Regions from separate parts of the Homo sapiens genome. Here region 2 is linked to region 1. Evidence: read pairs that join two places in POLR2A ChIA-PET (ENCODE). Cell type or tissue: MCF 10A. All regions are shown on one strand. Links, peaks and the distances in the headings refer to the core of each region. The heading gives the core; the rest is flanking DNA.

Region 1 (15,530 bases), core at 2,454-10,453:
CTGAGGTGTACAGTAAATAGCAACAGCATTACCTAATCCATTCAAGAGGCTACCAAAAAACAGGAAATGTGGGAGAAAAGGTTTTGCTCTTGTAAACTGTACAGTATAATACAAAAAACTCCATGTGATTAACACTCACTTTAATAATGCATGCATTCTCAAGGGTGATGCTATCATCCCCAAAGGAATAAAAATTGGTCTTGGGGGGTGAAAGAATTACTCTATGTATAAACACAGATGTACATACATACATAAACCTATATCGCAATGGTGTGATCCTAAAATTTCTTTGGAGAGGCACAATTAAGAAAAAATGTCTAAAATCTCCTTAGGTGTGGAGGTTAATGAAAAAAAATCAAGAAACACTGTTCTAATGACAGAAACTATTTTACTTTTTGGTTACAGAGTTTCTACTTGCATATACACATACAAATGTATTAAATACATGAACAGTATACATCTATGTAAGTATACCTATATACATAATTATATAGTTACCTTGAATGTAAGTTAAAGGATACAAGTGAGTGATGGTTGAATTTACATTACACACTGTCAAAACAAAAATTCTAAAAGGCACGATTAACTTAGTTTGTAATACACCTAAAACGTTGTCCAGCATCTCAAACTTGGCTGCAACCCTCTGAACATCAGCTCACGGATGAACCAATTATTGCTACATTCTCAATAGCACCAGTACACTCAGTACTAAACCTCTGAAATATTTCACAATCTTGATTCTATAAATATGACCATTTTACAGAAAAATTTTAAAAGGGAGAAAAGTTCTTATTTTGGATTATATCCCTCAAAATGCCATTCCTTTTTTTAAAATTTTTATTTATTTTGAGACGGAGTCTCATTCTATTGGCCAGGCTGGAGTGCAGTGGCACAATCTCGGCTCAATGCAACCTCCACCTCCCAGGTTCAAGTGATTCTTGTGCCTCAGCCTCCTGAGTAGTTGGTATTACAGGCATGCACCACCACACCTGGCTTTTTTTTTTTTTTTGTATTTTTAGTAGAGACGGGTTTTGCCATGTTGGCCAGGCTGGTCTCGAACTCTTGACCTTAGATGATCCACCTGCCTCGGCCTCCCAAAGTGCTGGAATTACAGGTGTGAGCCACTGCACCAGGCCCCATTCACTCTTTAAAAACAAGATGTTGGAATTATATGAGTAAATTCACATTTTGCTTATTTGGAAAATAAGACCTGCTTTAACCAGAAGTAGAGATGTCCTTAAGCACATGCTTCCTGAAGACTCTGCTCAAAAGGCTCACGCAACCCAGGAAACCAGGTGACTGTCTCAGGTTCAGCACAGCAAAATCATAGAGGGAACAATTCCAAGCACATTTCATAGATTAATACTGAAACTTATTTTTTGCATCTCGTCACCTAGGTCAGGTTTTCTCAACTTTGGCACTACTGACATTTTGGCTGGATAATGCTTTGTAGTGGGGGGCTGTTCTGTATGTACGACATCTGATCAACATCCCTGACTGCTACAAACCAGATGCCAGTTACACCCTACCCTCCAGTTGTGACCACCAAAAATGTCTCCAGACACTACCAAATGCCCTTGGGGGGGGGCCTATACCACTCCCATGGGCATTTGGGGCCTATAGTTTTAGTTTGGGGGCAATTTTAGCTTCAGTTTCGGGATAATTTTAAATAATTTTGTCTATAATTCAATGAATGAATGCAGCTTTATGAGAAATATTCTTGTGGTTCTCCATGAGCCCATTTGAATAAGGCTTAATAAAGCTCATTAAACATCTATGGAAATAAATCTCAGAGGAATTATTTATGAACTAAAAAAGCTAATTACAGTGTCTAAGAAAACTTCCAATATCAAGGCCCTTGGGTTTTTCCACCCATCTTAGAACTCCACGACATAGTAAAATTACAGCACCATTATCTAAAGATAAATGAAAACTTCTAAAATGAAATTAAATGAAAATATTCTAATTACAGGACAAAAAGTACTCATGTAAATCAAAACGGAAAACTCTTAAAATGTATAGCCTTTGGAATCCATTCTTGTTCCATTCTTCAGAAACATAAAGCAGATGTTTACAACATTCTGAACTCATCAAGACACAATCATTGCTTTTTAATGCACTCATCTTAATCAGACTATTTTCAGAATTGTTATTAATCACTTTGATGTGCTACAAATCAACATTCAAAATCCTGGTTTGCTTTTTCGTAACTATCGTTTTCTCATTTATCTAAAAACTACTGACACACCTAGTATGTGATGGAAGATTGGGTTTTGCAGTCTTGGGATAGAAAGTTATGACCTAGTTTTTAGGCACGCTCCTGGACCCACTTGGTCTCTCGGACACCCTGTTCTACCTTTGGCTTGAGGAGATGCTACCACAGGCCTCTTGTCAGGAGATGCTGAGTTGAATTCCTGGCAGTGATCAGGCTAGGCACATAGTTGGGTATATACATAGATATTCAGTGCCAGACAGAGTAGGTCTCTCATGGGATTTGAATTGAGCTCAGAATAAAAACTGTTTAGTTCAAGGCTGTTTTCATCTCTAGTATGTGCATATACTTTCATTTCACTGAAGATAAACCCAGGGGGATATTCCTGGGGGACTAACTGGTAAGGGGAAGAGGGAATTTTGGGGTTCCCAGATTCACAGCACTGGCCCTTTGAAGGGAGTCATTTGTATTAATTAAAATTAAATAAAATGGCCAGGTGCGGTGGCTCACGCCTGTAATCCCAGCACTTTGGGAGGCCGAGGTGGGTGGACCACGAAGTCAGGAGATTGAGACCATCCTGGCTAACACGGCAAAACCCCGTCTCTACTAAACAATACAAAAAATTTGCCGGGCGTGGTGGCAGGCGCCTGTAGTCCCAGCTACAGGGGAGGCTGAGCCAGGAGAATGGTGTGAACCTGGGAGGCGGAGCTTGCAGTGAGCTGAGATCGCGCCACTGCACTCCAGCCTGGGTGACAGAGTGAGACTCCATCTCAAAATAAATAAATAAATAAAATGTAAAATTCAGCCCCTTGGTCACACTAGCCACATTTCAGGTGCATAGTAGCAACATGTAGATAGTGGCTACTCTATTGGACAGTGGAGATACACAACATTTCCATCATCACAGAAAGCTCTACTGGACAAGGCTGAGTTCAATGGTAGGTAGATTAGCCACCCTTCCAGCATCTGCTTTTTGACGTGGTTTATCATGTGATCTATTTTAAACCTCACTACAGTACTGTGAGGAGAGAATTATTCTCAGAAACTTAAATTTATGGAAGATTTGTAACATGCCCAGGGTCACGCAGTTGGTGAGCCTTATTGAGCATTTATTACATGTGAGATACTGTACTAATCAGTGTACAAGAATTATTTCATTTCTTTCTCACAACTACCCAGGGAGATTAGGTATTACTATCCCGATTTTATAGATGAGGAAGGTAAAGAACTTACAGGCTACTGGGATGGTCTCAAATTTGGATACTAGGGGAGGATTACGCCTTGAAATATCAGTATTTGGTGCTAACTACAGTTATGGTTTCATTTAATTCCTACAACCACTTTCAGAGTTAGGTATTATCATACACATTCTGCAGATGGGGACATTAAAGTTCCACACAGTAAAGACATTTCATTCATTGAATAAGTATTTACTGAGCATTTATGAGCCAGGCATTGTTCTAAATTCTACAGATTAAAATGTTGAACAAAACTGATAAGGTCCCTACCTTCAAGGAGCTTATATTCTAAAGGGCAGAGACAGGAAATGAACAACAAACAGTATCATTTCAGAATAAGGCAAGTGTTATGAAAGAACTAAGAAGAGGCCAGGCGCAGTGGCTCACGCCTATAATCCCAGCACTTTGGAAGGCCGAGGCAGGGAACCTGAAGTCAGGGGTTCAGGACCAGACTGGCCAACATGGCGAAACCCCATCTCTACTAAAAATACAAAAATTAGCCAGGCGTGGTGGCGCATGCCTGTAATCCCAGCTACTTGGGAGGCTGAGGCAGGAGAACTGCTTGAACCCGGGAAGTGGAAGTTGCAGTGAGACGAGATTGTGCCACTGCACTCCAGCCTGGGCGACAGAGACTCCATCTCAAAAAAAAAAAAAAAAAACTAAGAAGAAAGCTATGCTAATGATTTAACTGGGTGGCATGGAGGGATAGGGACAGGAGTAAGAATGTTTTAGATTGAGTCATCATCAAGAGCCTTTGAGGAGGTAACATGTGAATTGAGTCCCAAGGCATGCCAAGGAGTTGGTCATGTGCAGACTGGAGAGAGAGGAAGTATTTAAGGGAGAAGGCATAGCAAGTGCAAAGGCTCTCAGGCACAATAGAGATGGGTGTTCAGGGAAGAGTTAAGGGGCCAATGTAGCTGGAGTGAAGTTGTTGAGGTTATTAGCAGAAAATGAGAATAAGACAGGTGTCAGAGACCACTGTGCATAGGACCTTGTGGGGCAGGTGAAGGAGTCTGGATTTTAACAGTAAGCCTTTTTTTTTTTATGTATGAAATGAATATAATCTCCCTGTTAAAAAGATACCTCTGGCTGCAGGGCTGGGGAGCCCGAGCCCCTTCCCGTTCACCTCACCGGGCACCTTTCACTGAGAGGTAGTAAAACCTAGGATTGGCCTCAACCTATGTCTTACTTCCAGTTAAGCCATGTAAAAACTTCAGCTCCATGCCTTGGTGCCTTTGGCCATCATGTGGGCTGGAAACCTACTCCTGCCTACCTCAGAGGCCTGTTAGCCATATTAATGTGGATACACAGATGGGGAGCTGAAGCAATCAATCAAAACAGTGAGACTGTTACTGCTGCCAGACCCACAACAAGTAAGTTCTTCGGTCTTCTGGGCTCTGGTTGTCCGACTCTGCACAGAGCTACCAAAAATATCTAAGGTAAAAGCCCCTAAAAAAGTTGCTTCACAATGAATCATTCCTGCAAGAGGCAATGAAACAACTAAAACTCCAAACCAACACTTAGCACTGGGCCTGATACTTGGTAAGCCCTCCACTGGTATTATCTGAGAAAGTAAACGAATGATTGAACAAATCAATGAGAGAACTGTACTATGCTTACTGATTATTAATCTTTTTCCCCCAGTTATCTTTTTCCCCAATATGCCTTAGTAAAAATAAATTTAATTTCCAAGTCTCAGTTGGTGGTCAGGTGACTTAAGTACTGACCAATGGTATACAATACAAATTGTTGGGTGAAGTATTGTAGAAAACTCCTCATAAATAGCAGATGACTCTACTGTAAGACCTGTCTGCCTTTCCCTCTTCCTCTTTCTTGGAACAAGAACCTGATGGCAGGAGCTCAGATACCATTTTGTGACTATGAGGCAATACCGAGGTCATGCCCTAAGGATGGCTGAGAAGAAAGAGTAGCAACTATTATTTAGGAATTCTTTTAATTTGCAGCCAAATGCAGTTTCTAGTTTACACACTGATCTTCCAGTTGACTATGGAGAGGGCCATGTAAAAACCACGTGGAAAATGACTCACTAGCAGAGATCACCGAAGTTAAGTTTTAGAGTCTGTGGTCCTCTCTTACGTGTGAGATTCTAAGGCTATGCCAGATTCTCAGTGGAAAAAAATCGTAACTCTTCAACTTTAAATTTAAAAACCCAGTCTGGCAAACCACAAATCACTTTTTAACAGCCACCAAGTTTACAATAAAAATGCTTCAGGATTTTCTTTTTTTGAGACAGGGTCTTGTTCTGTCACCCAGGCTGGAGGACAGTGATCACTGTTCACAGCAGTCTCTACCTCCCGGGATCAAGGGATCCTCCCACTTTATTCGCCCTCCCAAATCTCACATAGGCGCATGCCACCATAACCAGCTAATTTTTAAAAAAATGTTTTTATAGAGACGGGGGTCTCACTATGTTGCTTAGGCTGGTCTTGAACTCCTGATTCACTTTTTTTCTTTTTTGGAGACAGTGTGGCTCTGTCGCCCAGGCTGGAGTGCTGTGGTGGGATCTTGGCTCACTACAACTTCTGCCTCCCGGGTTCAAGTGATTCTCCTGCCTCAGCTTCCTGAGTAGCTGGGACTACAGATGTATGCCACCACACCCGGCTAACTTTTTGTATTTTTAGTAGAGATGGGGTTTCACCATGTTAGTCAGGATGGTCTCTATCTCCTGACCTCATGATCTGCCCACTTCGGCCTCCCAATGTGCTGGGATTACAGGCATGAGCCACCGCGCCTGGCCAGTTTTTTCTAAGTAGTACTTTTTAAATGTTGAATATAGATAATTGTTGCTAACGTGCATATCAAAAACTGCCAATCAGGACACATAAAACAAGACATCTTTTAAAGCAGCTGGGCTACCTTTGGTGTCTAGGTGGAGAGCCTGGCTTCACTTAACCTGTTGTGAAATTGTCATTCTTACTCTTTCTGTGGCTGCAGAGCTAGCCTTCCTGGTTTAGGAAACTGCATCATTCAAGGGTGGGAGTTAATTCTCTACCCCACTGCTCTTTGGAGCTACTTTGCCTCTGCACTTCTTACTTTCCTTATTAGAACTGGATTTTTTTTTTCTCCTTACCTTCCCACCTCTCACTTTTCACTCCTTTCACTTTTTCTTTTTAAGTTTCCCATTGTTTTTCTTACATATGAAAACCCACAGAGGTACAACTAGGATTCTGAAAAATAGTATCACCCTTTGCCAAATAGGTAATAAGGACAACCGGGAAGAAGAGAGGTGAAGCCCACTAAGTCCTTTAATGTGAGGCAGCTTATCTGCAGGTGAGAGTGTCGGACTTTAGCTGACCTTGAGAAACACACATGGGGCAGACACTCAACACATCATGCCATCATCTTCCACTAATAGTTTAAGAAAATGATAATCATTTATTTAACAAGGTTTTTATTTGTTTGTTTCTAAAGCATCTACTATGTACTTGGTAACCATGGGGAGCTTCATGGAGATACAAAGATGAGTAATTGCCAGTGTCTGACACTAGGGAAGACTTGAATGACTGCAAGAAAAAATCACACAACTGGGTTGGTCAAAAACAGCAGAGTAGAGAATATGATTTGTCAAAAATTAGCATGAGTCATTCACTGTGTTAAAATCTAGGAATTCAAAATATACTCAAAACAAACAAAACTCATTGGCCACTTTTAGAAAATGCTAGGAAACCAACTAACTATTCTGAAAATTGGTAAACAAAGGAAAAAAATCAAATGTGTATCCTTTGCTATATAACCTGTATTTCAGGGTAAAAAAATCATTGATGAGACAAAGATTATCTCTGAATGTGGATCAAATAAATGAAGAACTGGAGTATCACCATTCCGCAACTCCTAATGAAAAATAGGAGGCCATTTGTCTCTGGACTGAAGGATACATACCACCACACATATGGTGTTCTTGATAAAAAAGTTCAAACCTGAATTGGATCAAGCCTCTTACTCAACTCCAATTTAAGAATATACAGGAGATACAGGAATGTTTAAATGATACTACAAGGAAATAATCATTGAAATTCAGACCAGGGAGCACTCTACAGGACAAATGATCCAGCTTTTTCAACAAATAAATTGCAAGGAAAAAAGTAAAGTATGAACCTATATATTAAAAAAGACAATGTACGGACCTTACTTGAATCCTGATTTGAAGAAACCAACTGTAATATAAAGTTTGTCAGGTAATCAAGGAAATTTGAACACCAATTAGAAATTTAATGACATTACAGTTATTGTTAATTTTTTAGGTGCTCTATGGTATATTGCCCTGGTTTTTTAAAAAAGAGCCTTTGTATTTTAGAGCTTCATATTATAATATATATGAATGAAATTATATAATGCCTAGGATTTGCTTTAAAGTAATCTAGTGTTGGTTATGATGGGTAGGAAATACAGATGAAATGAGACTGGCCCAAAGTTGGTAACTGTTGAATCCCCAAGCACATATTACATCAAGTTTCATTCTAATTTTGATTGTTTGAAATCTTCTATAATAAAAAGTGAAAAAAATAAGTCAAACTCCTACTCTCCCCCAAATTAAATAGTTTGAGTGGGATAGGAGAAATGGAGAAGTCAAGGTTGTACAGAGAGGCCAGAGAGGGCTTCCTCCAGGAAGAAGGCATGCTCTCATCAGTGCATGCAAGAAATACCACAAGCCTAGGTACAATGTAAAGCTTAACATGTACATATGTGTCAGGCCAAGGAGCCTGGGCCACAGAGCACAGGTCTCTGTTACGGGCAGTGAGACCTACCTTGAAAGACAAAATAAGGTGGGCCTGGGCTGTCCAGATGAGCAGCCAGGAGTCTCTTTATTGGGTTCATAGGATCATTGGCTTTCTACAATGGGGAGGCACTGTTTACCACAAGCATGGTTAAAAGGAGATGTGGGGAGCCTCAGAAACCAGGTAGTCAGCATTTGCAATATAAACACAACACTAAAGGAGAATGGACAAAATCTGGTTTCTCACTCCAAGTATGAGGATGAAATGAGAGACCAAAGACTGAGGGCATGGAGAAGGGTCTGGCAGAGAAAGGGCAGGTGGGAGGTAGAGCTCCTTCAAGTGACAGATATTGATTGGGCTGAGTCTACCTGTGAGTTTAAAGTATGCATGACACATTTGTAGTGTTCTCTAGCTGCTTAGTTCAAAGACTGTGATGGGGAAAATACTTGTTCTTTTGATGTCTATGAATCAAAGTATAAACTGTGTGCCAAAATAATTTAATGTCTGTGCTTTTTTTCTTAAAATTATTAGTTTCAAAAACTGAAAATCTATGAAATAGCTGAAAAACATGCAAACACTACCTTAAAAGCCAAGCCAAATATTTCTTCTTTAAAAAAATTTAAGAACTGTACAGAAATGTAAATTATATGGATATATTTTTTCCTTTATAACCTAATTTGGGAAACCTCAGAGGTAATCTTTAGAAACCTTTGATAACAAAAAACCAAAAGATATTAATTGCATGTAAAGGGAACTTTCCGAACATAGTTGAATCAGCCTGAGGAAAAAAATACAGAGCAAAACACTTACACTTTAGCATAATTTTACCTAAGTTACATAAGCAATGCAACTTCACTACTGCTGCTGATACAAAATAAAGACGAAATTGTGAACATTTCTAAGTAAGATTTTGTAAAACATTCTTTTGGGGACTCATTGAGAACTAGGTTTTTGAAACTAAGTTTTTAAAAAGAAAAGATCAAACTTAGTTAATTATGCCATCCTGATCCCTTGCTTCAAATTCAGTGTGAAGTATCATGAAATGCTAAGAGTTGACAGTATAAAAATTTTACCTTCATAATGAATAATGCAAGAAACAATTAGAGGACTACAGAAAAAGGACAACACTTCCGGAAGCTGATGTACAACTAGAAAAGAAATTTGAGGTTTGAGTATTTGGTAGGATCACACAAATAATCTGTAGGAGACCATCAAACTAATCTAACTATATGAAAAAATGTTAGAACCCTGAATTAAGAGTTTACCTGAGGCAACTATTTCCCTATGGACAGGGCTGTTTGGACCTGACCCTCACATTTTATTTCTCCATCTCTCTTTTGTTTCACATTAGTTGAATGAAATTATCATTTCCCCAAGGCAGAGTCCTCCTGTGATTTGTTAGGCTGGTTTATAATAATGAGTCCATGTGTAGACGGCAAGAGTGACAGTCTGTTTGCCGATAACTAACTATGTGAGGTTTGAGAAGGCCCAAAATTGGACCCTGGAGAAACAAGTCTGTTCTCTGTTTATACCCACCCTCTTCGGCTGAAATAGGCATGTGTCCGTGCAGAGAAATGGTGCCACAGTGGAAGCTTGGAATTTCCAGAATTAGGAAAAGGACTTCAAAGAATGACAAGATATGCAGAAATAAGGTTTTCAGGTGGAAACCAGTTTAAAAGGAAAAAGAAATGCTTTCCAGATGCTTCTTTTGAGCAGAATCCAGTTATCTTTAACATCTCTCAGAGAAGTCATCAAAAATAAAGAAACAAAAACTCTGCAGTAGAACACTTGGAATTACGTAATTAAAAGAAAAGTACCAACTCCCTAAAATCTTGATTTTAGATACTAAAAAGATGGGTGGCTCATCATTGAGATTTTACCTTAGCTAAGGTATTTTCAGTTCCTTCTAAAAAGGACAGTTTCTGACAAAAGTAACCCACTCTAAATGACATCTGTAGAGGAGAAAATTCACCCTGGGGTGAAGCACACTCCTGTAAGTAATTTACCCTGTGGAACCTTCAGGGCATCCCTTTTAATGGCCACATCAAAATTACTTCTAAAGCCACATACAGAAGCTAAAAGACACTTCTGCCCCCCACTCCATAAGCTGCAGTTTAATTTTACTGACAAATTGAACTTTTAAAATGTTTCCCTGTTTATACTTATCCCTAGGCATTCATAAATGACAAATGTGTGCTTAGGGACAACTACTTTGTTCCACAGGGAAACCTGTATGGCTTTTCTCTCTCATCTATCGGGTTGGATCGTCTTTCCAATCTGATGATCTTGAGGTACAGAAAGTGGGCATGGGCCTGGGATGCAGGCCTAACTGCTACATGGGGGAGATGCAATAAAACATAAAATAGCCCTCCAGTAAATCTCATGCTTCCAAGGCAATTACTTCATGTTAGTCAATATTTCTAATGAGAATTATAACCACAGCAAACAGATCACTGTAGGTATCAATGGCCAAAGAACTTTAACCACTTTCTGAAGGAGGAGAATGTCCCTAAATCCTTACTAGTCTGAAGGGACACTATAGGTACAGATGATATTCAAATTAAATTATGCAGATGCCTGAACATAATTACGAGTTCCCAAAGTGTGAGCATCATGTGTGCTAGGTGAAGATTTCACCACCTCTTCTCAGCATTTAACTACAACAGGAACACGTTCAACCAACAGTTGACTTGAAATAGTAATAGTTTCTTGGTGAAATTAGTTAGCAAACTTATTAGATGAGAAATCAAACGATGACTCGTATCTTATTCGTTTTAACCATCTGAAAGTATGCCAAAAAGAATAAAGTTATTTCTTAAAATTCATCATCACAAAAGGAGAAGCCATCTTTTCACACCTCTTTAAAGAGCAAATCAAATCCAGTACAATTTGTAACATCTGAAGTAATGTTCTTTTATATGATGTACAAAATTTTATTTTGACAAACTATTTTAACAAGGTTTTAATATGTATCAACGAATCTGGGAAGGGATCAATGAAAAGAGAGTCAGTGTATCCATCACTGAACAAAAGTTTCAATACATTAACACGTATTTGCAAACTCAGGGTCGAAGACTTAGAATCTTATCAAGAGATCCCATAAAATCGAATAGCAAATTAAATAAACAGCGAATGAAAAAAAATCTGCCAAATGCTGTTTTTCAATTCACTTACTGTCAAGCCAAAATCTTGTCGCTTTGATGAAAAGAATATATTTTTAAAAAAATTGTTGCTACATCTGCTCTGTGGTCCTATGCAGTAACACATGTTCTCTCTCCCTCACACACACACTCTCTCTCTCCCTGACAGGGATTCCCAGGACACCGGTGGGGCCTCTTTTAGGCCCCTTAAGTGTTAACAGCAAGAGGCCTGGCTGAGACCAGGCGTCTGGGCCGCTTTAAATGCCCTGGCCTTCAGAGGACTGAGGCGAGCACAGCCATAAAACCAGGGGACGTTACCGAACCCCCGAGCGTCTGATGCCCCCCGCCCCCCAACCACACACAACTTCACTCACACAATTAAGGCTGGGAGATGGCATTCCACTTAACTGTCAGACTCGGAGCGGTGGCAGCCCCGCAGCCACAAAGAGATGCCTTAAATGAGAAGAACATGTTTCTACACCGCATTTGTGAAAGTTTGGCTCGGAGCTACGCGCTGATTAATATCAGATCTCCTTCACTCGCCTCGCCACAATCTTGTCACATCTGGCTGACAAATCCCGAGGAACTCCGGCAAAGCCAGGCGGCGGCGGGGCTCCGGGTCTGGGCGGCGGCTCCGGAGGAGCAGCGGGAGACCCCGCAGCGGCCTCCTCCTTCTCCGCCCGCGGCCCCCAGCCTCGCCGCCGCCGCCCGGCTCCCAGCACGGAACCGACGGGGCGCTCCCGAGACGGGCGAGCCACGCGCTCGCAGGTCCCAAGGCCAGGCTGGGCGGGACTGTTAAGGGAGCTCGAAGTCGGGGGCCGGGGGCTTCCCGTCCCGGCGCTTCCCATGCAAACCCCTGAAGGAAGCGGCAGGCGCAGCCGCGGGCTCCGCAGCCCAGGCCCACTTCCTGTCACTCCAGGAAAACCTCGGAGCGGCGGACGCGGCTCGGCCCGGCTTCCAGCCCAGAGCCCAAGCGCCTTAGCCCCGTCCCAGCGCTTTCTGAAAGACGGGCCACCTCGCGCGGAGCCGCGACAAGGACTCCAGGGTCCGCAGTGAAGCTGGTCAAATCTGCCCCGCACACGGTCAACGCTCGGTCTGTGTCCCGGAAGCTTTCGGACCGGACCTGTCTAAATAGCGACTTTCAGTCGTGGGTTTTTTGTTCTTGTGGGTTTGTTTTGTTTTTTGTTGTTGTTGTTGCTCTACAAAAGATTTGTCCCGCAGTGGACGGGAGCCTCCTCACGGCCGCCCGCCCGTCTCCGCAGTTCTCCTCAGTGACCGGAGGCTGCCGCGCGCCCCGTTCTCCAGAGAAACAATCCCCGGAGAGAAAGACGGCCAGTGTGAAATATCAGCTGTTTCACAAATTCTGAGGTAAAAGAAAAAAAAAAAAAGAAGGGGTCGACCCCCACAGGTGGAAACAGCAAGTCCTAACGTCCTGGGCTGAAGCCTGGGGTGCGGGCGGCAGAGAGTGGCGTGTAGGGTACCCGCCGAGTGCCGCCGCCGATTTCCACAGGCTGGCCCGCCGGCACCTCCGACGCGCCCGCAGATCCGGCGCGGAGACCGTTTGCCAGCTCCGGGACGTCGGGCAGGGACGGGTCCCAGAGCCCCAACCCCCCCGCCGCCGCCTCCCGGCCGGAGACCACGGTCCCTCCCGCCGCGCCTCGGGGCCGCGCTGCCGCGCAGGTAGCCAGCTGGCCCTCGGGAGGTGGCCCTCGGGTACCCACGGGAGCCGGAGCCCAGCGGCGTCCCGGGCCGCCTGCTCCGCGCACAGAGAATCCCCGCGCCCGCGGAGGGCGCCGCGCTTACCTCGGCCATCCTGCGACCGCTGCGGTGCCGGGGCTGCCGGCGCGTCTCCCGGGCCCGGGCCGCCCCGCGTCCGCCCCGGCTCGGCGGGCGCCGCCGCATCCACGCTCCGGCCGTCGGGGCGCGACCCGGCGAAGTGGGCGGCTCCCCAAGCGCCCAGGCTGCGCAGCACGATGGCCGCCCCCGCCGCGCACCGCGTGTGCCCGCACGCCCGCCCCCTGCGCCCCGGGGACGCCTCTCCGCCCCTCCCCCTGCCCCTCCGCCCACCGCGCGGTCGCCCCACGCCGCGGGCGCTGCTTCGCCGCCCGGGAGGCCGCCTCCCGCCCCGGGACCGGATAACGCCCTAAATCAGCGCAGCTGAGGCGAGGCCGTGGCCCCCGCAGACCGCGGAGACCTCGCCGGCGGCCGGCGCGGAGGTGTCTGCCCCCGCCGGGCTTGAAGGCACTTGTTGGTAAAAGACACAGACGTGTCGGTGTTTGCCTCTCCCGGGGAAGGGCGAAACGCTCTGAAGTTCTCTGGCGCTCTTCTCAGGAGATGATTCGGCCTCCCCTCCTACCCTGGGGCGCCCTCGGGGTCTCACTGCCGCGGAGGAAGAAGGCAGCGCCGCCCTCGCCTGCAGAAACCTCATTCCCGAGAAAGTGCGGGACGAGCGTCTTGGGATGTGGAAGAAGGGGGTCGCCAGGAGGTTTTCTTAAGAACTCAAAACAAGCGCCCCCCACCGCACACGCACACACACACACACACACACACACACCCCTTCCCTTGGGTGGTCTGAAGAGTCAAAGTCCCAGCTTGACCACTTTCCCAGGACAAATGGCTTTGCTCTCTGGGCCTCAGTGGCTTCAGTTGTAAAATGGGATTAAGTTTTTCGCGTCTTATTGGATGCTAGGGACGGAATGAAATGAAGTGCCCTGGAGAAGCCAACTGGAGGTGGTGGCCCCGAGAGTAGACGCGGAGGGGCTGAGGCCGCAGGATCCTGGAGCCCAGGAGCTGACGGAGATCGCCCACAGCTGCTGCAGCAGCGCCCGGGTTTCTGCTGCCCCGGGGCAGGGCAAGCCTCTCCCAACCTCTTCAGCTCCTTAAAAGGAGTCTGTAAAGGCTAGACTGGGGGGGCGGCGGGGGTCCTGCTTCCTCTTCCCTCAGTTTCTTCCACCTGCCTTGCTGCTGGTGGGGATCCTTGAAAAGGAAACAAAGCTCTTCCTTCCCTCTCTGAGAGGAAAAGGAAGATGAAGTGAGTTGCCCTCAGCCACCCAGAGTGTGCCTGGTTGTGGCTATGGAAGGCACAGGCAGGTGGAAGGCTTCTGAAGGGAAGAGAAGGGAAAGGAGGGAACAAGGTGTACGAGGAAGAATGTGTGGGTGTCTGGGCGTCCTGGCGTCCTGGGGTCCAGCGGGTCCTTCTGCCTCTCCTGGGGTGGACACACAGGTGAGTGTCCTGGGCCTGATGTGTGGCGCCTTTCCTTGTAGGCTTGAAGTCTCCTGGCCTCACGTGATGGACCTTGCCGTGGGAGGAGATTCTTTTTTTTTTTTTTCACGTGGCTAACTTCTTGATGTAGCTTTGCTAGATTCATTCCGCATCTAAACTGCTTACCTCTCATTCCTCCGTGCCCCCGTATTGAGGCCTTTCTTCTAACACCTCCTTCTCTGTTTGTTGTAACACAGTGCATCTTTGAAGGACTTTCTGGAATGTCACCACATCTCAGAAACCTTCCCTGATCCACCAAGCCTCCACTCGATGTGCTTTTGCCCTGTTGTGACCCCCAGGCACTTTTTTCTGCCTCTTTCATCGTGCCAGTAGCATTGTGTAGCCTAGTTGTGATGTGTGCTTGTCTTAATTCCTTTGGTGGTTACTCATCTTAGTGGCTTCTGTGCTATGAGATACGGTAGCAGATAAACCTCTGGTTTTGCAGTCATAGTGACCCAGGGATAGCTCATTCCTAGCAACTGGAAACTGGCTGAGGAAGTCAGCCTTCTTGGCCCCTCTTTTCTTCTCTATAAAAGCAGATATGAAAGCCTGTCTCAGGCCAGATTGGTAGGACTAAATAAAATAGTCTCTGTTCTGCAAACCCTCTCCCCCTTTCCTTTCTGCTGCATCTAAAACCAATTTCTGGATTAACTTAAATTTGTTACCTACAATAATATTGTAACCAAGAGAGATCCTTGATGACAATATTACTGAATGCCACCTATGCCTATTATAAATACACCACAATGTCTATGTCCCAGGCGGTGGCCCACTTCAATAACTTTAATCTGTCCAATTGAAAGTTTTGGTCATTATCTTTATATTAATTGCAACTAAATTATATGTGTTTTAGTAAAACTTTCTGCTAGCAACAAATATCAGAATCAACTGTGTAACTCTATTCCTGGCTACAAACACAAGAAGGATTCTGGCAGTACATAA
Region 2 (15,530 bases), core at 3,769-11,768, 87 kb after region 1:
CACTAAGCTCAGATTCATTAGTTTCCTGGCATTCGCCATCCTAAACAGTGTTGGGAAGGCATTTGTGGAGGGAGCCCGGCTATTTTAAGCCTCCTGGAGAACACCTTCGGCTCAGCTGCCTCCTTGCAGGTGACTTCACCCTCCCCTGGAGAGGACTCATTAGGGATTGTTTTGCAGCCCCAGGAGGCAGGCCTGGGTGGTGCCCCATTCCTCCCTGGGACGTTCTGGAACTTTGTGGCCTCCCTGGCAGGAAGAAGCCACGCTCTGGGCCCCACATTAATTGATACTTTACTAATGAGCTTCATAAATGCCCCAGGGCACTCCTAAGGACAGGAAACTGGAAGGAATTGAGCTCCAGCTCAGTCTCCCCCAGGCCCTCCTACCCTCAGATTTCCTTCAGACCAGAGGCCCTATATTCTAGGGCACAAGGTCCGCAGGTGAGAGCTGTTCATTGGTCAGTCAGCAGGCACCTGATACAATTATGGTGCAGTCAGGGAAGGCTTCCTGGAAGGGGAACAATATAAATGTTTCACAAGAGCAGGGACTCTCTTTTGTTACAGTTGTATACCCAGCTCCTAGCACAGGTCCTGGCACAAAGTAGGTGGTCAATACATGTGAGAGACAGGAAGAAAGAGAGGGAGAGAAGGAAGAAAGGAATATGGTCAGAAGGAAATGAAAGGTAATAACTAAGCTGAAAACAGATGAGTATGAGCTACACCCAGATAGGGGAAATGGGGTGGAGGTGGCAGTTAGAGCCATGCTGTGCAGTTGTATAAGTTGTACACTACACATCTCTGAGGGCACCATATACATTTATATAAACAGATCTAGAATTATGCAGCATGAAACTTGCACAGCTGTACATAGCAGTCCTAGTAACAGGGCAACAAAGAGAGCATTTCAGGCTGAGACCACAGCATGTGCAAAGCTTAGAAGTAAACAAGAAAAAGGAGAAGCATTGAATAACTAGAAGAAGCTCAGATTAGCTAGAAATCCTGAGGGTGGAGACTGTATTTTCTATATCTCTGTGTCTTCCATGTGGTACCTCCCACATGGTGACAGGTTAGGGATGGTCCCTGAATCCAAGCGAACCTTGGGTGTTTTGCCAGTACAAAGGGAGCCCAGGCCTCCATGCTGATGTGCAGCCCTATGCCATGCCCAGCCCCATCAGGGAGGTGCTCACTCTATCATGGGAGACAGACATCACTTCTAGCATTGTGCAATGGCCCTGGGTGGGGGAGAAAGAGAACTTCCAATGGTCAAGCATTTTCCCGTTTCCTCTTAGAACGGTGATTTAGGTAACTGTGAGTTTTTATGCACTGTCCTGTCTTAGCATGTCAGAATTATACAGGCCATGAAAATCATTTTGACCGTTACGTATTTTACTATTGAAGAGAATGTGGCCCATAGAGGGAAAGAAAGTCACCCAATGCCACCCACCTAGTTAGCAAAGGAATCAGGGCCCCAGGCTTATCCTTTGGATGTTCCTGCACATCAAACGGCCTCAGCAAACATTTCTGTATTCCAGTGCCTGCCTCCCCATGTTGGTGCATGGTCTGCCTGAAAGTGGGCAAGGTATGGTAAGGGGTCAGGCTCGGCCAAATTCATAAATTAAGTTGAATTTGGCACGAAAGGAAAGGAAGATGCTCAACTTCCTGAGAAAGTAGCAAAGACCTTCTATACCATGAGTTTCTCTTCTGTCATATCACATAAATGGGTTCTGTCTAGTCTAAGCCCAGAGGTGCTGACTGTCCTTAAGCTCTAAGTGACACTGTGTGGCTCCACCCTCGTTATGTGGCCCCTTAGTATCTTCTCCAGCAAGCTTCTTGAAGTAAAAGGGCAGATGCTATGCAGACGGGCATCACAGGAAAAAATAAGGTAAAACAGTTTGGAGAAAGCCACATCCAGCCTCCACACCCTCCAAGGAAGGCATGCATGTCTTCTGCCCGCAAACCTGGATGGGCAGACACACAGCATACACACAGCTCTGTGACAATGGGCATCCTCATTCAGGCTGAGGAGCCATAAACAGCCCTTGCAAGCACTCACTTTCCCAAGCAAGCCGCAGGCTTGTACCAGAGGTGCTCAGGTTGGTTCACCTGGCCCGGCTCCACCCTTGTGAAAGCGGAAAGGCCAAGGAAAAGCCCGACCGGGAGATTCTGGCTCTCTTTCTTGGCAGTGGCCATACACTTGACATGCTCTCTGTTCATGAATTTCCTTTTTTGTCTGGGCATAGTAAACTATTGTGGCTAAGGCAAGCCTTGGCCCACGGGGCAGGCAAGTCAGAGCCCTTGGCAGCAGCCTCCCTCAGAAGCCCTGACTTGCTTGGACCCTGCATCACCGAGGAGTAACGACTTACACTTCATCTCCTGTGCTCTTTTCCCCAGGACGGTTTTGCTCATTACTGCGTCCTCCTTTCCGCTAGGTGTTGCCAGAAATGGGATGTTAGTGAGTCTCCAGTATTTGAAACGTTTTGCAAAAAATTTTACATTTCTTGCTCCCTCACAACTGCAAACAGGAAGACAAGCTGTGTTTCAAAGTTGAATGAGCGAAAAACGGTAGACTCAGTTTTTAGGGTGACATGGCCCTTCCTTCCCAGTCTAAATGAAATGATAGGAGATACATAAAAATAGGGTAAGTCTGGATTGGTACTGGTAGCTGGGTAAGGGTGCCCAGCAAATATCAGAACATTTCAAGGAAATTCTGTTAGGTTGAAAATAAGTGGTACAAAATGAAAGGAGGATGCCCACATTCAACTTGCAACTCAGCTTCCTGAGAAAGTAACAAAGGCCCATTCTCTTGAGTTTCTCTTCTATCAAGTAACAAATGGGTCCTATCAGACTTTAGGTTTGAGGTATAGTGATTTTTTTTTAGGGGGCAGGAGGAGTCTTAGACGGATTTACCTTTCTTCTTAAGAAGAAAAGTTCAAGCCGGGCACGGTGGCTCACGCCTGTAATCCCGGCACTTTAGGAGGCCGAGGCGGGTGAATCACGAGGTCAGGAGATCGAGACCATCCTGGCTAACACGGTGAAACCCCGTCTCTACTAAAAAAATACGAAAAATTAGCCGGTCCTGGTGGCGGGCGCCTGTAGTCCCAGCTACTCGGGAGGCTGAGGCAGGAGAATGGCGTGAACCCGGGAGGCGGACCTTGCAGTGAGCCGCGGGCCACTGCACTCCAGCCTGGGCGACAGAGCGAGACTCCGTCTCAAAAAAAAAAAAGTTCAATACCTTGCATTTTCTGCAGGGCCCTTGCCTCCGTCACCCTCAGCCATATGCACTGGGTGGATTTCCTTCCACCCCTCACCTCCCAGCTCCCGGGGTGGGCATTGGTTGTCTTCAGCTCCCTTTTCACTACGGGATTTAAAGCTGAGCTGCAGCAGCTACCTTCTGACCCCGAGGGGAGATACTGTCTGAGAACAGTCAACACATGGGAAGAACAGAGCTGTGCTGAGTACTAATAATATCGTTTGACCCCCACATTGAGTTGTGCCTGACACTTAACCCTAGCCCAGGACTATCCAGTCACATGAGCCAGCAAATTCCCTCTTTGCTTAATCCAACTTGAGTTGGGTTTTCTGTCACTTGTAACCAAAAGAGTTCCAACTGCTTTGGTTAGGCAGAGTACATCAATAATATAGTCTAAAGGTAATCTTACTTCCCTGAGAATCTGCAGGTGTTGGATATTGATGTGATTCAGCTTTGTGTCCCCATCCAAATCTCATCTTGAATTGTAATCCTATAATCCCCCACATGTCATGGGAGGGACCCGGTAGGAGGTAATTGAATCATCGGGGCAGTTTCCCTGATGCTGTTCTCATGATAGTAACCGAGTTCTCATGAGATCCAATGGTTTAATAAGGGGCTTCCCCCTTCACTCTGCTCTCATTCTCTCTCCTGCTGTCCTGTGAAGAGGTGCCTTCTTCCCTCTCCTGCTGCCCTATGAAGAGGTGCATTCTGCCATGACTGAAAGTTTCCTGAGGCCTCCCCAGCCATGCAGAACTGTGAGTCAATTAAACCTCTTTTCTTTATAAATTACCGGGGTTTGTCTCGGGCCTGTCCTTATAGCAGCGTGAGAACAAACTAATACAAATATAACATTAATATTAACAACTGTGCTCACAATAACATTCTATCTTCACAATATACTTTTAAAGAACAACCAACAGAAGGGAAACCAATGAGCTGTACATAAATGGCACCTACATAAACATAACTTCTTCATTCATGTGTGCTTTTAGTATTTTAATTTTCCTGAGAGCTGCCTTCATAACCAGGCTACTGACCCTCAGGGCCTTAAAGACCAAAGGAAATAGGAGGCTGAAGAAATCGAAGGTGACATGAAGTGTTCCCCTGCCCCACTGCCAAGCCCACCCAATCTGAAGATGAACATTTTAGTTTCCAAATGGGCAGAAATACTCCATCTCCCACAGGACGTTCTATGGCTATGTTAAGGAGAAAGAGGAAAAAAAATGAGAAAACTTTTTTGCTCATTTGACAACATTCTCCCACTCTCTCATTGTGCGCAGCCACAGCCTCCTTCCAATTCCTTAGATTTGCTATGCTTTTTCCTTCACATCTGTTTACCTTCATAGCACCACCTACCACCGTAGGTCATAAAATGCTTGCTGATATGTTTATTTGTGGAACGTCAGACTCTTTTCTCAGCTGTAGGGTCTGCAAGGCAGCAGCCAGGTTGGTTTTGGCCCTTACTCTATACTCAGAGGGTGGCCTAACACCAAGTAAGTACTTGTTGAATAAACGAATGAATGAAGGTATGAATGAGTGCTTGTAACTTTCCTGGGTTAAGAGGGATGAAAGAGTGTGTTTTGTCATACACGATTTTTGTCTGCGATGATTCTTTCTTCTAAAGTGTTTTATTTAATAAAAGGTTGATATTTTGTCAACTGATTCTGATCCTAGTTTTGTTTTTTTTTTTTTTTTAGAGTAAGGGGAGGAGGGGGAGACCAGTGGAGGAAGGAAGAGGGGACTTGGTACTACCTAGAAACTGGTTCTGTGCATTTATCTTTCTTTGGATGCAGGAGTGGGTTGCTTAGAGGAAGAAATGAAAGCTGTGTTGATTCTACTTCTGGAAGGGAATTTAACAGCTGCTGCCAGGAGTCATGAGGCAGTGGATTCTGGTTGATAGTCGAAATTCTGATTTGGGGTAAAAGAGCATGAATATATCTATCTTGCTTAGAATGTTCCAGTTTTACCATTACCTGGAGACCATGGAGAACTATAAGGGGAGTGGAATGTGAAGCCCAAAAAAAAAAAAAAAAACACTCTTTTTTTTGTTTTAAATTCTTGGAAGATTCATATTCAACAAAAGGGGCACAGTTAAGTCAATGACGCCTCATGCATTGGGGGAATATTATATATCCATTAAAATAATTTATATTATTATGAAACAAGCTTATGCTATGGTATGAAGTGCAGAATCTAAAATGAAATAAAACCAGAAAGACTCAGGACCCAAAGTTGTTGCTACAGAATATTAATAACTGGGTTGATAAGCTCCCTGCCTGGGGCCTGGCTTACCTCCGCAGCACCATCTCTTATCACTCCTCCTCCTCGAGGCCCCTGCCCTCTGCCCTCCAGTCACCCCAAAGCCACGTTTCACTCACACCTTCCCCCCATTGCCACCCTTTCCATCTCCTGGACAACTTCCCTTGATTCTTTAGGTATAAATTTAAATGTCCCTCCCTCAATTTAAAACCCTTCCCTAAACCCAGAGTCCATGGAAGTGCCCTGAGGTCTCAACTTAAATGTCTCTCCCTCTGGAAACCCTTTCCTAAACCCAGAGTCCACGGAAGTGCCCCGAGGTCAAGTCCCTCCTACTTACTTTTTGTACTTCCAGGTCATCACACTTAACACAAGGTCTCTAAGCTGTGAGCTCTGAGAGGAGGATGCAGTCATTCATTGCAGTGTCACTAGCATAGTGCCTCAGTAAGTAAGAATATAGACCTGAAGGAAATAGGCCAGAATGTTGCCAGTAGTTGCCTCTAAGTGGGGCAACTCATGCAGATTTGTATTCCCTTTTTTCAAGTTTTCTGTATTTTCCAAGATTTCCACAATAATCATGTATTACATCATATTGTTATGATAGCAAATAACAATAACCCTTTAATTATAAAATATCTGGAAAAGGCATAAATATAGGCGACATCAAACGTTTTCTATTTTAACAGAACAGTGGGATTTCACTTGCACTTTTTAGGTCTTTATCTGGGGCAAAACATACAAATGCATCTGAATTACAAACCCATGAGAGAGTGTGGTGGGACCAGCGGGCCATGCAGAGCTGTGTCATGACATTATGCCAGTGAGCTGCATATACCAGGGAACTTCACCCTGTTAGGGACCAGGCTTTTCATCTCTCTTATTTTCAGCAACTCTCCCAGGGCTGGAGCAGAGAAGGTGCCTACTTAATAAATGTTTGCTGAATTCCTTGATAGCAGTTTTAGAGAAGAAGCTAACTTAAACTGACCCACAGAAAAGTGGAATGTATTTTGTGCCATTGTTCTGGAAATTTAGAGATGCACAGTAGGAAAAATTTCCCTCTGCCTTGTAATAGCACAACTGGAAGGTGTATATGTCTAGTTATACCCCATTTATCTAGGGATAAGGTTTAAAGTGACCTCAATTTTCCAGACTATGACCGAAAGCAAAAATAAGCCAAATAAATAAATAGGAGCGAGAGAGAAACAAACAAACAAAAAAAGAAGCCTGTGAGCATCCTAACAAGTTCACAACGGCCGTCGAGTTCATGACCTGGAAACCTCCAAGAGCTTCACACAGCCTCCCTCAGAACATGCTTACAGGTACCTTGGACACAATTCTAACAAGCACAGCCTTGATCCTAACAAGGGTCCCATGTCATCACATACTAGGGGCGTTTTCCAAAGGGGCGCGATACCTTCCACGGTGTAAAGGCACTGGGACTTTACTGATGGCACAAGGTAAGCAACAAACATCAAAACTAGAACAGGCCTTTAAAGAACTTCTAGTGAAGTCCACCCCCTCCTTTTACAGATGAAGAAGCACAGTTAGCGAGGTTAATGGCCCCAAATCACACAACAATAAGGATGAAACTGTGACATACAATAAACACACAAGTAAACAAAAACCTCCCAGGCCCCTGACTCCCTGTATCAAAGCAACTGTAGTCAAGGGTCATCATGACCAAATGAAAGGAAGGCAGAGGAGTAAGTGCTATATTTTAGAGTGATTCCCAGCAAACATTCTTTTACAATTTTTAATTGGTTCTTAAGAATGATTATCCTCAGTTATCTGAAGTACTGAATTCTGGCAAAGTTCCACTGCCCGATATTGCTGGACAGAAAAATAACTCCTTTATATATATTTCCACCTATTGTTGCAAAATGGACTCAGTACTCTAGCTGGCTATCAGCTACACACACACACACACAGACACACAGACACACACACTTTTCATATCATCCCATTGAGCAGATAGCGTGCTTTGTGAAGGCAGGCAGACTTGTTCATTTCTGTACAGTGCCTGGGGCAGTAGTTTTTCTGGATGAATAAATAAATGAACAAATGAATGAACCTCAAGATTCAGTAGTCAAGCTGTCCTATTTAACTTTCAACACAGCACGCCCATGTCTTGAGGCCAATTCTTAAAATCCATATGGTAGATGCATTTGGTATGACAGGAAGTAATTAAAACAAACTGTAAGCATTGAGGGAGCGGTTGTCAACGCTTATTTTGATAACCAACAAACAATGTGGAAACTGCATTTTTCCCTGTAAATAGGGGCATGCTGAAAGATGGAAATGCAAAAAAAAAAAAAAAAAAAAGAAAGAAAGAAAAGAAAAACTTCAACACACTATGTAAATCCTTGGAGGGAAGCAAGAAATCACACAAAGCATTGATCTTTTACTTTTTTTAATGCAAGATTTACACACATGTAGTTTTGTGTTTCTTTGCTAACCCCTTTTCCTCCACGGATAACTGTTAAAATCATTCTCCCACTTAGTTCCCTTATTTAGTACCTCCTTAAAATTCAAGCTATTACTTCTTTTAAGGAGCAAAATTTGCAGATATTATCCTACTCATCTGCATCTTCTCCGAGACTATAAATTATCAGGATGCACCTCATGTCTAGACACCCGCAGGTGTCATTTGAATCCCTGATTTAAGCTGTTTACACCCCACGTTGTTTTATTTATCCTTCAACATCAGGTCTCTGTTTAATTAAAATTTACTTTGGTCCTCCTGGCGCTCGCCCGCACTATCCCCATAGCAGCACAGAAGTGGTTTTGCTCTTATTAATTCCACTTTTGCCTGTCTGCTCTAACCCAAGAAAGCTCTGCCCGCCCAGATCCCCAGCTTGAGTGTTGGAGTCAAAAACCACAAGCTAGGGCCAAGGATGCCTCCCGTTTACAAGCTGTTCTGCAGGCTAACGCTGATCTTCCCCAGACGCTAAATCATAATCTTCGTGTTTTTCGTATTTCACATTCTAGCCACAATTTCAACATCCCATCCCCGTGACATTAGGGAATGATAAATCAGCAGGCGGGACAGTTCCCCTGTACAGACTGGTACGGGCGGACCGGGCTCTGCCAACGCCCTCGCTCCTGCCAGATGTCGGCGCCCGCGGGGTTAACCCTTTCCGGCAGCGCAGCCTTCCCCTGCGTCCGGCCGCTTCTCCAGGCAGCTGTTTTTAAAAACGTCCGCCTCCCAGGTTCAAGAGCGAAACTCCGTCTCAAAAAAAAAAAAAAAAGTTCGATAGCTTTTATTTCTTTTCAAACTTTCCTCCTTTTTTCCCCCTTCTCCCTCCTTTCCTTGCCTTGCCAGACCTCAGTGTACTTGAAAGCAAATAAAAATGGTATCAAACCACCGGCAATGGGAATATATACTTCTCTTAAATAAGTGAGTCTGCCTTAAAACCATTTTGCTCCTTCGTCTTCACCGGATATTACTAGAAAAGGACGAGGGTGAAAGAACTTATTTTAAGGTGGAGAAATATTTAGTGCTAATTTTTTAGTTATTTGCTATTTTTAAGTAGCTTTATTGAGGTATAATTTACATATCAATGAATGCATCTATTTTACCAGTACAATTAGATAGTTTTTGAATATATTTATAGAATTGTGCCACAATAGGAATAATCTAATTTTAGAACATTTCTATCCCCTCCCCCCACCAAAAACCCGCAGTGTCCATTTGCAGTTATTTCTCTCTCCCACCCCAGGTAACCGCTAATTTACCTTCTGTCTCTATAGGTATGCCTTTTCTGGGCATTTTATACAAATGGAATCATACAATAGGTAGTCTTTTGTGTCTGGTTTCTTTCACTTAGCCTAATGTCTTTGAAGTTCAGTGCTAATGGCTTTTATTGTATGGCAAAGCCCCTTAGAATGGCCAAACTGTCCCAGAAGACTACATAATCTAACTGCACTAAGTGTGCTCTCATAGTACACACTGCATAGACACGTGCCCTAAAATAGGGTGAGAACTTCGATTAGGGTCAAATTCTGAGGTGTGTGTCTGGGGATGGGGGTGGTGGCGGGTCTGTCAAGGGCCATATGCAAATACAAAGCTTCTCAACTAGTAGTTGTATTGGTTTTGTTTCAGAGACAGAAATCCAAAACATTCAATTTACTTGTTATTAAAATGGCACATGAAAGCCACGTAGCTTTCAGAATACAAGGGCTTTTAAGCTATCTCCTTTTCACATTATCTAATAACATTCCATATGTTAAAACTAAATACAGTTGACCCTTGAATAACTTGTGGGTTCGGGACACCTACTTCCATGCAGTTGAAAATTCAGGTTTAATCTTTGACTTTCCCAAAACTTAACTACTGTTGACCTGAAGCCTGATAACAGAAACAGTTGATTAACACATATGATGTGTGTTATATGTATTATATACCATATTTTTACAATAAAGTAAGCTAGAGAAAATGAAATGTTATTAAGAAAATCATAAGGAAGAGAAAATATATTTACTGTTCATTAAGGGGAAGTGGATCATCAAAAAGGCAAGCCTTCATCCTCGTCATCTTCACGCTGAGTAGGCTGAGGAGGAGGAGGAAGAGAAGGGGTTGGCCTTGCTGTCTCAGGGGTGGCAGAGGCAGAAGAAAATCTGCCTATAAGTGGACATGTTGTTCAAGGGTCGACTATATACATTTCAGTGTTTTACATACTAAAATGATATGCTCATGTGGAAAGTGTTTTTATATTAACTACTATATAATTAATATATAGTTATATAATTAGCTATATAGTTATATAATTATAACCAATTTTTAAATTAACTAATATTATATAATCATTAAGGGAGAGCGAAAGAGAAACTAAAAGAATAGGAGGTCAAAGGCAAGCAAAAGGAAGAGAGATTTGTGAGGTGAGAGGGGAGAAGCATGAAAGAGAGTAATCTGCCTGCCCCTGCTCCAGTTCTGTTCTCAGCAGGCAGTGATGGCTTTGCAGCTTTTGGCTGCTCTTTCGAACTTCCATCACAGAATGTTCACTACAGTGCCCTGATGGGGAGCTCTTCTCCTAACTGAGGGTGATGCCTATAGCGGTGGTTCTCAGCCCTGGTTGCACATTACTATCACCTGGGGAGCTCTGAAACCATACCCATGCCCTGGCGCAATCCTAAATCAAGTGCATTACAGTGGGACCTGGGCACAAGTACATTTGAAAAGCCTCTCCAGGGGATTCTAATGTGCAGGCCCGGGCTGGGAACCAGTGGGCTTGATAGAGCAGTGCTTATCAAACTTTTACACACATAACGATCACCTGGTGATCTGGTTAAACTGTAGATTCTGAGTCAACAAGTCTGAGGTGGGGGCCTGAGAGTCTGCTTTTATAATAAGCTCCCAGAAATGCTGATGCTGCTGGCCCCTGGAACACATTTTAAAAGGTGAGGAGCTAGAGAAAATCCCAGGTTCTTTTTTTTTTTTTTTGGCATGGCATGGAGTATTCCATCATCTACTTCTGTTGGTTCTTAAAGTGGGGCCCTCCAAACCAGCAGCATTAGTATCACCTGAGAACTTGTTAGAAATGCAAATCCTCAGTCCCTACCCCAGATTTATTAAATCAGAAACTCTGGGGGGCAGCGCCCAGCAATTTGTGTTTTAACAAGTCCTGCAGGTGATGTTGATGGACATTTAAGTTTGAGAGCCACTGATCTACTTTTTTTTCCTAAGCATGCTATGCCTCTATATATGTATTCCTTCTAGCTGGCATCCCTTCGTCTTACTGCCTACTCCTCCATCCAAAGCTCTCGCCAAACTGAGATTTCCATTCTGCAAAACGCACCTTTTCTCTGACATCTTCTATCCTGTCATATGCTGGTGTTTCATAATTGGCCTTCCTAGGGCCCTGATGCATAGCATTTGCTGATTTCTGTGGTGTAAATACTCCCACCATGGCCACCTTCAAGCCATGAATGTGAAGACGCTAAAAGCAGACTTGGGAAGAGATGCACACTCACTACAGAGATGGGCTCTGGCTAGCTGGTTCCAGCACACAACTGTTCCGCTAGAGTTATCCCACCGTCTTACATATTTGGCTGTATGTCTGTCTCCTGGCTAGATAGTGCATTCCTTAAGGTTAGTTCCATGTCATTTCTCTCTGCCCTCCACCGTCTCTAGAATGGGGCCAATACATAGGTCTTTCATATCTCTTTATTGAATTGAACCCAATCTCCATTATGACATCATGAACTCACACATACACAACTGAACTTTTCAAAATGAAAATTGTTCAGTCATGAGAAGAATGTTTTAGCTTTAAAAAATTAAAATTTTGATTGAGCAAAATTTTTGATTGAGCAAAATTTACCATCTATATTTTATTTCCAGGATTTGGACACGTGTTAAAGTTAATTCTGATGGTGTCCATTGGAGACCTTAAGAATGAGAAGCACTGCTTTTATTCAGTTTAAAAGTATGCGTGGAGGCCGGGCATGGTGGCTCATTCCTGTAATCCTAGCACTTTGGGAAGCCAAGGTAGGCAGATTGCCTGAGCTCAGGAGTTCGAGACCAGCCTGACCAACATGGTGAAACCCCATCTCTACTAAAAATACAAAAATTAGCTGGGTGTGGTGGTACACGCCTGTAATCCCAGCTACTCGGGAGGCTGAGGTAGAAGAATCACTTGAATCCGGGAGGCGAAGGTTGCAGTGAGCTGAGATCGTGCCACTGCACTCCAGCTTGGGCAAAGGAGAGAGACTCTGTCTCAAAAAAAAAAAAAAAAAAAGTATGCGTGGAAGTAGAAGGCTCCAGATGATGGCCTCACATGTGGGAGCTCACATGCGGGAGGGCGCTGGGACCCCGGGAGGTGCTCCTAGCTCTGCCACTGACCTGGGCTCACTGTTGCCCCATCCCACACTCTTCATCTGTAAAGGAGGACCCTGCAATTGATTGCTAGCTCTAATGATCTGTTCTATCTCTGGTTATTAAACTTGAATTTAGGACTTCAAATTATCTTTAAACTGAGAAGAAAACATGAATTCAGAAATGTTCTTTCCATTAAAAAAAGTGTTTATATTTTATGATAAAGGGTTAAGTATGCACTATGCCCTAAAGAGTCAAGGTTTGTCTTGGCTTCTTGTCCTCCTCCTTCTGATGAATTGCTTGACACCTCCCTGATCCTGCAGCTCTTTTCTTTAGAAAATAACATTTGGTTCTGGTCATGGAGAAGCTTGGGCTTTGCTGATTTAAGGCCATAAAGAATATAACAGCAAATTTAAATACTTTCGTATCTATAAAAGCACAAGTCTTGAAATAGCAAATGTTAACATGAAACACTTAGTGTTGGGTCTTTACAATAGAGTTTTCTTTAATCATCAGTGGTTCAGTTGCTATATTTCTAATTCTCTTTCGTAACTTTAAACCTTGTATTCAGTTATAATTTTCTATATTGCTAGATCGTGTTAAGACTGAACTATAATTTTAGGGTTCAGATTTCAATGGATTAACTTTATAGTATAAACAATTAGGAAACACACTTTTTCTTTAATCTTGCATTTCAGTGACCATGGCATTGATTCTGTAGAGGTAGATTTTATCAATACATTGTGTTGTCTTATTTTAAAATACAAATAAACATCTGTGCCAATACAAGACAGCATTTTCAAGAGACTCTCCAAGAAGACTTAATTTTTTTTTGGAAAGTGGCAGGTGAGAGTTCAGGGGTACCTATTCCTTTTGCAATTCAAAAACATAAATTAGGATAATTGTTTTAGAAAATACTTGGAGAAAGAGATGTGCTGATAAGTTTGAGCTCTAATTAAGCAGCTTCTTTTACAGCTCATGCTTTAATTCAATTCCAGGTATTCTCCCCTTTTGCTAGTCAACACTGACACAGATCTGTCTACTTTAAGATCATTTGTATTATCCCTTCATTTGGGTTTACAACTTGGGTTTTAACATTAGGCGAAGGAAAACAATAAAAGATAGTTTTGAATTTACACAAGTAATTTCAGAAAGGACCTTGGCAATGTTTTTCATTCATTTTCTACTCAGGTCTCCTTAGCGTGGCAAACTGAAGGTAAAACAACCGAATTTAATGTCTTCACCCACAAAAAATCATTTTAGGGCTCCTATAGTTCACTCACTGGTATGTCATCCTCCCAGTCTCAAATTCTGGAGGGCTTCTCTTTCTTCCCTCTCCCTCACATTCTGTATCCAGACAATTGTTAAATCCTACCCACTGGTGCTTGTAATTCATCTAGAATGTATCCTCTCTTTTTTCTCTTGTTCTCAACTTGAGAGGGCATTGTCATTACCTGGGGAGCTTCGTAAAAATGTACAAACAGGGCCTTCCCTCTCAAAATTTGAAAAGATGTTCAAGGTGGGTACTAAGAAACCTTCATTTCTAACAAGCCAACCAGCTAATTTTGAGGGGCCTTCCACGAGGAGGCCCAAGAGGATGGCAAATAGGAGCCAGTTTAAGAGGGAGGAAGCCTGTTCTAGACAACAAGGGCAGCAGGCAAGGGGGCTGGGAGGCTGGGGAGCGGGGAGCAGAGAGCAGGAGATTGCCCTAGGTCTCCCAGGCCTTAGGAAAACAGCTCTAAAACCCACCAAACCTATGAGAGAGTGTGGTGAGACCAGCGGGCCTGTGAAATCGGACAAGTGGAATCTGAGGTGCCCTTGATCTCAGTTGAAAATGTCCCTTGGAAGCAGGAAATGAGGGTCAACAGCTGAGGAGAGAGATCTGGGCTGGATTTGATGGTGAACTTTCTTGGAAAGAGTCTGTTAATTGGGATTAGAAGGGAGTCAGGATGGAAGTCCACCTAAAGAGTGACTGGGCAAGATGAACCCGCAGAAGAGAGGGGAGAAAGAAAGGAAAGTGCTGTAAAAGTCAAGAGCCAAGGGAATTTTAAGAAAAAAGAAGTGGGCCGGGCGCAGTGGCTCATGCCTATAATCCCAGCACTTTGGGAGGCTGAGGCGGGCGGATCACCTGAGGTCAGGAGTTCAAGACCAGCCTAGCTGACATGGTGAAACCCCATCTCTACAAAAAAATACAAAAATTAGCCGCGCATGATGGCGGGTGCTTGTAATCCTAGCTACTCAGGAGGCTGAGGCAGGAGAATTGCTTGGACCCCAGGAGGCGGAGGTTGCAATGAGCCGAGATCGCGCCACTGCACTCCAGCCTGGGCAACAGAGCGAGACTCCGTCTCAAAGAAAGACAAAAAACAAAACAAAAGAAAGAGGAAGACAGTCACCTGAGGATTCCCTGTGCCCTGAACAGGGCAGGTATATAATAAATGTTTTCTGAACTGAACAGAAATGCTGCCCAGGCCAGAGAAGGTAAGAAGTATGTATGGAGAGGCTGTGGGTCCCTGTGTGACCTTGGCAAGGGCAGCCTTAGAGGGGTGGGGGAGTGGGCGGATTGGTTGAGGCGGGATTAAGTGGCAGGTGAGTGTAGACAGTGTAGACACTGAATAAACGTCACTGAACAAGGTAAGGGGAGAGGTGGGATGGTAGTTGAATGGGGAAGAAGGGTAGAGGGCAAGTTGGAAGATGGTAGAGTGGTAAAGAAGAAGAAATGTGACCTCCTTCCATCTGTGGGACATGGGCTTTTAATACCTGAGCTAATGAGAGAACTTCCCATATGGCTTTCCTAACTTGGTACTAACTTGCATTATTCAAAATGTTACCTCCAGGATTTCCTTTTTCAAGAAATATTTTCCCTTAGGTAAAGCCATGGTTAAGCCTGTGTTTTCTCCAAAGTGTTTGGCATTCTGCTTTCCTGACCCGAGGGATTCCTGACCTACTGTTGCCTGAGAGTGATAGATGCTACTGAGCAAGGTGCCTTGTCTGCACAATCTCATCACAGTCCCCAGGGTAGGTGTTATTATTCTCTCTCCTCCAATAAGGCAACCGACACTCACCCTCCCTCAGCTAACTGGTCAAGCTGGGATTCAAGCCTAGTTATGCTTCACTCAGAAACCTCCCCTACCCAACCCAGGCTGCACTTGCTTCAACTATAAATTCCAAAATGACTCGACTACTTTCGCCCAAAGTTCCTGACCTTTCTACATTC

Evidence for each region. ChIA-PET counts read pairs that join two places held together with the same protein. Peaks named below come from ENCODE experiments on the same cell type or tissue, not always from the same donor. Only the 100,000 strongest peaks of a DNase experiment are listed, where the experiment ranks them.
Region 2: POLR2A ChIA-PET joins it to region 1 with 30 read pairs; 3 of 35 experiments call an interaction of 5 or more read pairs at or near these places.

What each region holds. Positions count from the first base shown.
Region 1 is chr15:83,271,401-83,286,930 of GRCh38, forward strand. BNC1 (basonuclin zinc finger protein 1) reads right to left here and starts at 13,264. Exons shown (of 5, transcript NM_001717.4): 1 at 13,130-13,264. The coding sequence starts at 13,228. BNC1-AS1 (BNC1 antisense RNA 1) reads left to right here and starts at 12,612. Exons shown (of 3, transcript XR_932542.3): 1 at 12,612-12,694. RefSeq lists enhancers at 12,655-13,155, 13,925-14,425. In MCF 10A, for the core only: no CTCF peak of the experiment used is centred there; a DNase peak (open chromatin) is centred at 6,971.
Region 2 is chr15:83,357,071-83,372,600 of GRCh38, forward strand. LOC105370934 (a long non-coding RNA gene) reads right to left here and starts at 11,646. Exons shown (of 3, transcript XR_932546.2): 1 at 11,298-11,646; 2 at 9,984-10,052; 3 at 7,968-8,731. In MCF 10A, for the core only: no CTCF peak of the experiment used is centred there; a DNase peak (open chromatin) is centred at 8,551.